Linked DNA regions of Mus musculus: regions 2 and 3 are each linked to region 1. The links are chromatin loops, found by intact Hi-C in ENCODE. Cell type or tissue: left cerebral cortex. All regions are shown on one strand.

The links. Peaks named below come from ENCODE experiments on the same cell type or tissue, not always from the same donor. Only the 100,000 strongest peaks of a DNase experiment are listed, where the experiment ranks them.
Region 2: a loop joins it to region 1, with 2.7 times the contacts of the local background. A loop is called at or near these places in 2 of 42 quality-filtered maps.
Region 3: it touches region 1 in a loop (5-fold over the local background); 15 of 42 quality-filtered maps call a loop at or near these places.

Annotation. Positions count from the first base shown.
Region 1 is chr5:132,114,408-132,116,907 of GRCm38, forward strand. All of the region lies in intron 2 of Auts2 (autism susceptibility candidate 2), which reads right to left. Among named protein-coding and RNA genes, the nearest start is that of 4930563F08Rik, 240 kb to the left of the region's middle. In left cerebral cortex, CTCF peaks have their summits at 702 (motif pointing left) and 1,418 (motif pointing right); a DNase peak (open chromatin) is centred at 1,447.
Region 2 is chr5:133,897,028-133,899,527 of GRCm38, forward strand. No RefSeq gene overlaps it. Among named protein-coding and RNA genes, the nearest start is that of Gm40340, 150 kb to the right of the region's middle. In left cerebral cortex, a CTCF peak has its summit at 1,421; a DNase peak (open chromatin) is centred at 1,382.
Region 3 is chr5:131,533,044-131,535,543 of GRCm38, forward strand. It overlaps Auts2 (autism susceptibility candidate 2), which reads right to left. Exons shown (of 20, transcript NM_001363480.1): 6 at 778-829. Among named protein-coding and RNA genes, the nearest start is that of Gm29681, 120 kb to the left of the region's middle. In left cerebral cortex, a CTCF peak has its summit at 975; a DNase peak (open chromatin) is centred at 964; H3K4me3 peaks cover 1,214 bases.

The DNA.
Region 1 (2,500 bases):
TCCCCCGACCTTTCAAGTCTTGGAGGGGCTAAGTGCATCCTCTCCTACTGAGGCCAGACAAGGCAGCCCAGCTAGAAGAACACATCTCATGTATAGGCAACAGCTTTTGGGATAGCCCCCCTCCAGTTATTCAGGACCCATATGAAAACCAAACTGTAATCTGCTACCTATGTGCATGTTTTTTGGTTGGTAGTTCAGACACTGAGAGCCCCAAGGGTTCAGGTTTCTTGACTCTGTTGATCCTCCTCTGGAGTCTCTCTTCTCTTTGCGGCTAGCTATCCCTCCTCCTATTCTGCCACAAGAGTCCCAGAGCTCCATCAACTGTTTGGCTGTGAGTGTCTGTCTGTCCGAGTCAGCTGCTGGGTGGAGCCTCTCAGAGGCTATTTGGAACAGTAGCACAAACATTGTATAACACCGTCCTTGAAAGAATCCAAGAATATATCCTAGGTTGACAAAAATAACATGGCTAGCTTACTGTCAACAAAAGAAATAAACAAAAAAGACAAACTGACTCACATCCCTGGATATTAGAATATTACTTCCGGGTTAGAGAAATGGCTGGGTGGTTGCAGACAATTGCTGTACTTGCTGCTCTTGCAAACACCCTGGGTACGAAGTCTGCTCAACAGGACCTGTATGGAGCCCCTCCCAACAACATCACTAATCCAGCGCCACAGGATCTGACGCCCTCTTCTGGACTCTAAGAGCAACTGCATGCACATGGCATACACTTACAGACAGACCCAAAAAAACAGCAAAAAAATGCAAAACTTTCCCTGTTAACATCTAAAAGACAAGTTTTCCAGATCCTTTCATGTTGAAAATTATTCAAGCCCTGGGCCATTGACTACAAAATCATACAACCTTGAGGACAGACTCGGGAATCACACTGACTCTGATGCCTGCCTGATAGAGCTTTTTTTGTTTTTTGTTTTTTTTAAAGGTAAATAGCAAATAAGCACACATAAAAGCAACCAAAACTGTCTGTATTTACTTTTCCCTGAAAAAAGGATATAGATGATACAACGCATTCTTTGAGTACACGAGGAGCAGAGATATAAGGTACACGGGTGGCTGGCTTCATTCCTTGGGTCTCATAACATAACATAGTTAGGAGGAACCTGCTGCGGACTGAACTAACTCCATATTGACAGGATGAATGTAAGGGGGGGAAATCTACAAACAAGAATAAACCCCCAGATGCTAATGAAAAACATAGACCCTACTAGATCAGCATTTTAACCTCAGACACAGAGAGACATATGCATAGGGGGTAACAAAAAGAAAAATACACATGACAACATTTACAGTTAATACATTTAAGAGAGACAGTGTGGTTTTCTTCTTTCTATGCCCCTCTCCACCAGTCTTTGAATCTAGGAGCTAAGCAGAAGTTTTCCTCTTCAGTAGCCTGTAGATGGTGCTACGAACCTGTTTTTCTTTCGCGGAGAACTGCAGTTTCATCACCAGAGGAAGCTAATTTATATATCCCATTTCTTGTACAGCTTAGAAAGGTGAATGGGGATACCATACCTTCTCACAGGTCACTGAAAAGGGCTACCTGGATAACTAGCTTCAGAAAATGGATATAATCATCCTTTTAATTGTGCACAATAACCAGTGATTGCTACCTTCCAGGTGGGATGACAGAGAAAGGCTCAGAGGTGACTGCAGCTGCTTCAGATACAAGCTCACTCTGTTCCACTACCCCATGGAATATGTGACCACGGCTTGATATTTGCCTGTCCTAAACTGTTCTCTGCAGCAAGCGGTGACAGAGAAATTTAAACACAGACAGATCGCTGTACCAAGCTGTCCTCAAAGGTCAGTGAAATCTTAGGTTTCTTTTCTTTTCTTTTGTTTTTTAAATATGTAGTTTATTTTGAACATACGCGTATTGTGTTCGAGTTCAAGAAAGCACATCTGTAATGGGCTGTTTTAAAACTCACCTTTTTAGGGCTGGGACAGTGCTTGCCTTGCAAGCATGAGAACCTGAGCTCAATCTCTAGCACCCACAGGAAGTTAAGCAGGGTGCTGAATGCTCCTCATCTAACACAGGGGAAAGGAACACAAGATGATCCCGTGGGCTTCCTGACCAGCCTGCCTGGGCTAATTAGGACAGCACTATTCCCAGTGAAACCCTACTCCAAAAGGCAAGGTGAGTAGCCCCTAAGGAACACCTCCTAATGATGCCTCATCTTGGTTGTCAGATACAACCCAAGAAGCTGGGCACTCGGGTCAGGGACTTTCTTGACTGAATCAATTTAGGTGAAAAGACCCACCCTAAATCTCAGCCATCCTTCTACTGGCAGCCCACATAAACATAACTGACATGGAAGAAGACACCTTCAGCTCTTTGCCTGAGTGCTAGCAACTCTTGCTATCAAGTTCATCTGCACTGTTATTGAAGCATTCCTTTGCTGGCATTGCAACTGATTTCTTCAGGATTCACTTAAAGACTGTATTGGGAGCTCCTTAAAAGAAGAGATGAGCGTTGCTT
Region 2 (2,500 bases), 1.8 Mb after region 1:
GCATTATTCCTCAGAAGCTCTGCATCTTGTCTTCAAAGACAGTGTCTCTCACTTCTACCTGGAGCTCAGGAATTCAGCTACACTGGCTGGACATGGAGTCTATTAGATCCTTCTGTCTCCACCTCCCCAAGCACTGGGACTACATGCACCCACCCCACAACATTCTACCTTTTTTACTTTGCTCCTGGGTATTGAACTCAGATCCCCACGTTTGTACGGAAATCACCTTATAAACCGAACTATCTATCTCCCCAGACCCCATTTGAAGAAGTTTGCATGTCTCCCGCTCAGAGAGAAGGAGAAGGTCCACAAGCTGCAAGGTGCTGAAAAACATCATAAACCAACTCTTTAATGCATACAGTGTATTTTTGATCCTATTCTCTTCTCATACCTCTCCCAACTGTTCCCAGACCCACTCCATCTCATCTTCTTCTTCTTTCATTTTTTTTTAAGTAACCACTGGTGATTTGAATATGCTTGACGCAAGGAATGGCACTATTAGGAGGTATGGCCTTGGAGGTAGGCCTTGTTGGAAAAAGTGTGTCATTGTGGGCATGGGCTTTAAGATCATCATCCTAGCAGCCTGGAAGCCAATCTTCTCCTAGTGGCCTTCAGATGAAGATGTAGAACTCTCAGCTCCTCCTGCACCATGCCTGCCTGGATGCTGTCACGTTCCCACCTTGGTGATAATGAACTGAACCTCTGAATCTGTAAGCCAGCCCCAATTAAATGTCCTTATAAAAGTTGCCTTGGTCGTGGTGTCTTTCACAGCAGTAAAACCTTAACTAAGACACCCACTGAATACAATTTGCCCATCCACTGAAGTATGACTAACCTAAAAGAGGCCATATCCTTAAAATTGGCTTTTCCCTCTCCCAGGGCCATCAACTGTTATTAATTCTTTGGCTAAGCATGGGGGCTTGGGAGCCACTCCTCAGTCCATGCTGGAAAGTTGGCTGACTTAATCTTGTACAGGCAAACACAGTAGCCAAGAGTTCAGGAGATCGGGAGTCCTTTCCTGTCCAGGAGACACTGGTTTTGCCTGACCCTCCCAGATCTTTGGCTCTCTCAACCTTTCCATCCTCTCTTCCACAGTGTTTCCTGAACCTTGCGGGGGAAGAGGGTGTGATATATAGATGTCCCATGTGTTTCTCATCATTGCACAGACACTTATTCTCCGCACTTTGACAACCCATGAGTCTCTGCAGGAGCCACAGTCCATGGCACAGAGAGGCTTCTGTAAGCTGACTTTTGCAAAGGAGACCAGGAGGAAGCAATAAGTGGGACCTAGGAAGGTTGAGATGGAAAGCAAGCTGGCTGCTAAGGAACCCTGCCTGGCTGTTCCTGATTTTATTCCCAGGAAGCTCTGCAGCTCTGGACTTGCCCAGTCTGATAGATGGAGTCCCAACAGTGACACCATGTGTCCATGAAGAAGAACAACAGGATGTAGTCAGTTCTGAAGAGTGAGCATGGAGATTAACCCAGTTCTGTTTAAGGGGCAGTGGTACTCAGAGTCAAAGAACTTTCCAGCATGGAGTGAGGGCTGGCTCACAAGCCCCCACGCTTAGCTAAAGCACTAATAACAGTTGATGGCCCTGGGAGAGGGAAAAAATCATTTTAAGGGTATGGTCTCTTTTAGGTCAAAGAGTCAAAGATGCCTCTGTCCAACCATGATTTCTGATATTTTAAAGTATTAAATTCCAGCCGGTGGTTTTGTATAAAGTCCCCAAATGTGGATCAAAGTTAAGTTAATCGTTTGTTTTTGCAAAAACACCATAGATGTGAAATTGTGTCCATTTCAGTAAGTCAGGTCAGTAGGATCATGAAGCCATTGGTGAGCACAAATGAGACCACAGGATAAAACTGTCTGCCCTAGGATATGGGAATATACACATAGCTCAGTGGAAAAGTACTTGCTCAGCAATTGTGAGGTCCTGGATTCAACTCTCAGCATCACACATGCACGCAAAAGTGATGGGTGGACAGCTTACTCAATAAAGTCCTTGCCTCACTAGCATGAGTTCAAATCCTCAAAACCCATGTCAAAAACTGGTTACGATGACGTGGGCCTATAAGCCTAGCACTAAAACTTGGGACAAGGAGACAGATGGATCCCTGAAAGCTTGCTGGCCAGCTACCCTGGCTATGAAGTTTAGTTTTAATGCTCAACTTGAGACAACCCAGAGTCACCTGGGAAGAGAGTCTTAGTGAAGGAATGTCTACATCAGGTTGTCTTGTAGGCACATTGGGGAAGCAGGGGAGGGAGATGCATTCATTGCCTTGATTGATATGGGAAGGCCTAGCCCATAAGTGGTTGGCTTCTTTCATAGGTTTGGAGGCCCTGGACTATATGAGAGTAGAGAAAAACAGGTGAACCTCAAGCATGCATTCATTCATTTCTCTTTGCTCTTGACTGTGGATGTTAGGGGACTATATGCTTTGTTTGTACTTCCTGCCATGACTCCCCCAGCAGGGATGGACTGTGACTCAGAACTGAGTG
Region 3 (2,500 bases), 580 kb before region 1:
GCAGAGGTTACCACAGGCTAGCACATCTTTATTTAGCAATCATCCTGCAAACCCCTAAGTGGGGTTCTATAGGGGGAAGGGAGTGGTGGGTTGGTATTATCTGTACCTTCCAGATGACACACCTTTTGAACTCAGTGCACAGAAACTCCTCTAAATTTCATTAGGTCCAAGGACACTTCTGCGAATGAAGACTCCTGAGGATCCTACCGACAGGGATTCAGGGTGAGCCTTCCCTGTGTGTACCTCGGCACCATTAGCCTCTCTTAATCTATGGACTGAGGTTTGGAAGGAATCAATGGAGAAGTGGGTACTTAAATTCTGCCCTCTTGCTCATTTATTAACTTTACAGAGAGCCCAGAGCAGAAGAAGGCTTGGTTTATGGCTCTAACGCCGTGAATATTAAATACCCCATTGGTTATTACCATCCGAGGCGCGCACACACACACTATTTATAGTGCTCTGACTGCCGGGAAGTTGATAACTAACAATCAAGACATTGTAAAACCATTCTTCTCTGTTGCAGCATCCCACACAAAATTAACACCACCGGTCAATTCAAACGAGGAATCGGGAAATTCTTTCAAAAATGAACATTTTCCTCCTGCACCTCAAAAAACCACCAGACCCCACAGTGGAGCAAAAACACAAAAATGCTAAGACAAAAAGAGCACATGGATTTTTTTTTTCCTCTCCTCTTTCTTCTTGGACAATGACAACGAGATGCATTTACTTATTCATTTTTAAAAGCCATCCTTTAGTGTAATAAATGGGTCTTACCTTTGTTTACAAGAACAGTGTTGAAGAGTTTTTCAGAGCTAGCATCTGAAGCCTGCAAAACAAAAAGGGGAGGGTAAGCGTTAGGACTGTCAGTGAAGACTATCAACCACAGCCTTGTCGGCTGCTATCATTTTAAATCAATTGACTATATTTTTAGGAAGAATGTAAGAGTCAGTGATTTCCCCAAATCCTCCATCAGGTGGTGCTGGTTGACTGTTGCAGAAAGGCCTGCACTGCAGCTATTTGCTGGGGGAAGGAAGAAAAAAAAAATCTGATTTTCAAAATGTGTCCTTATTATTATCTGTGCAAAACATATTTCTACAAAATGGTTCACAAGGCAATTTAGTTCATTCACAAAACGATTTTCTAATTCAGTTGACAGATCATTATTTTTAATTTTTAATTTATTTATTTTTAAATTTTTGACACCGGATTTTGTTTTTCAATTTTCTTCTACAAATCAGAAATGTGGTTTTTTTTTTTTGTTTGTTTGTTTTTGTTTTGTTTTTTGGTTATTTTTGACATTAAGCTTTTCCTCACCAAAGTGTCAGCCAGGATATCCAGAAACGAATTTGATTTTAAAGATGTATTTGATGATCCCGAGGTTCAGTGTTTGTCACGGTCACCAGGGCCAAACTCAGTGTTTTGGATGAGAGCTGACCCTATTTAAAACCTGGTCACTTTGCCATCTCTCATGCTTTTCAGGGATCATGTCAGCTAGTTATTATACTGGTGTGAGGGAAGGCAATGCGCCTCTTTAAACAGAAAGACTATAAAGTCAGCTTAAATTATATACTAATGTTCTAGGGAGGAAATGGTGAGCCAGTTTGATGAAAGAGACGGTAATATTGCAGGATTTACTGCTTCTTTCTAGGACGCGGAAAACAGGTAAAAATTAAGAAAGCTCACTCTTCTTATTTGAAGATACCACTTCGACCTGTCAATCAATGGTCAAGCCACACTCATGCTATGTTTGACCTGTGACCCCTCTGAGAAAACTCTGATCTTTCATGTTTTATACCAAGATGCATACATTTGACAAAGCAAGGCACAGAATGTTCACTCTATATGGGATAAAGAAATGTGGGGGGTAGGGGTAAGGGAAGTTGGGCTGGCTTTGGGGGACAAAGAAGATATTCTATGTAGTTTTCCAAGGCCACATTGATGGAGATGAAACATTTCTGCGTATAACTGAGGGAAATGTTCCAGTTCACAAGGCCAGGGATATAAAAAGACCTAGCCTATTTTTATTATGGCTGGCTCTCATTTATTTTATTCTAATCTTCCTTCTATACGGTGGTTCAGAGGATTAATAGGCTCAAGGGCAAAAAATATACAAAATAAGTATTCAATTGCATTCACTCGTGAAAAATCCTACAGAGATAACCCCTCTGCTTTTGCAGTTAGAATAAAATATACACAGAGCTTTTCCTGACATCATAAGTAACACTAAACAAAATTATATTATTAGAGTAGCATTTCATAAAAATGAGCCACAAAGAAGGTCCCGTGGAGGGTGTTCAGCATTAAACAGTTCAAGAATATTAAGTTACAAAGCCTCACTGATCTGCACTGCACACAGAGACTCGTGAATCTGAAAAAGCACACAGTGGCACCAAAGGTGTTACTATTCCCAAATCATAATGAGATTTCTATGTCTTTCTAAGTCTTGCAGTCTAAAACTTGGCAACTCAAAGAGTTTTCATCGTCCTTAAAATGATGT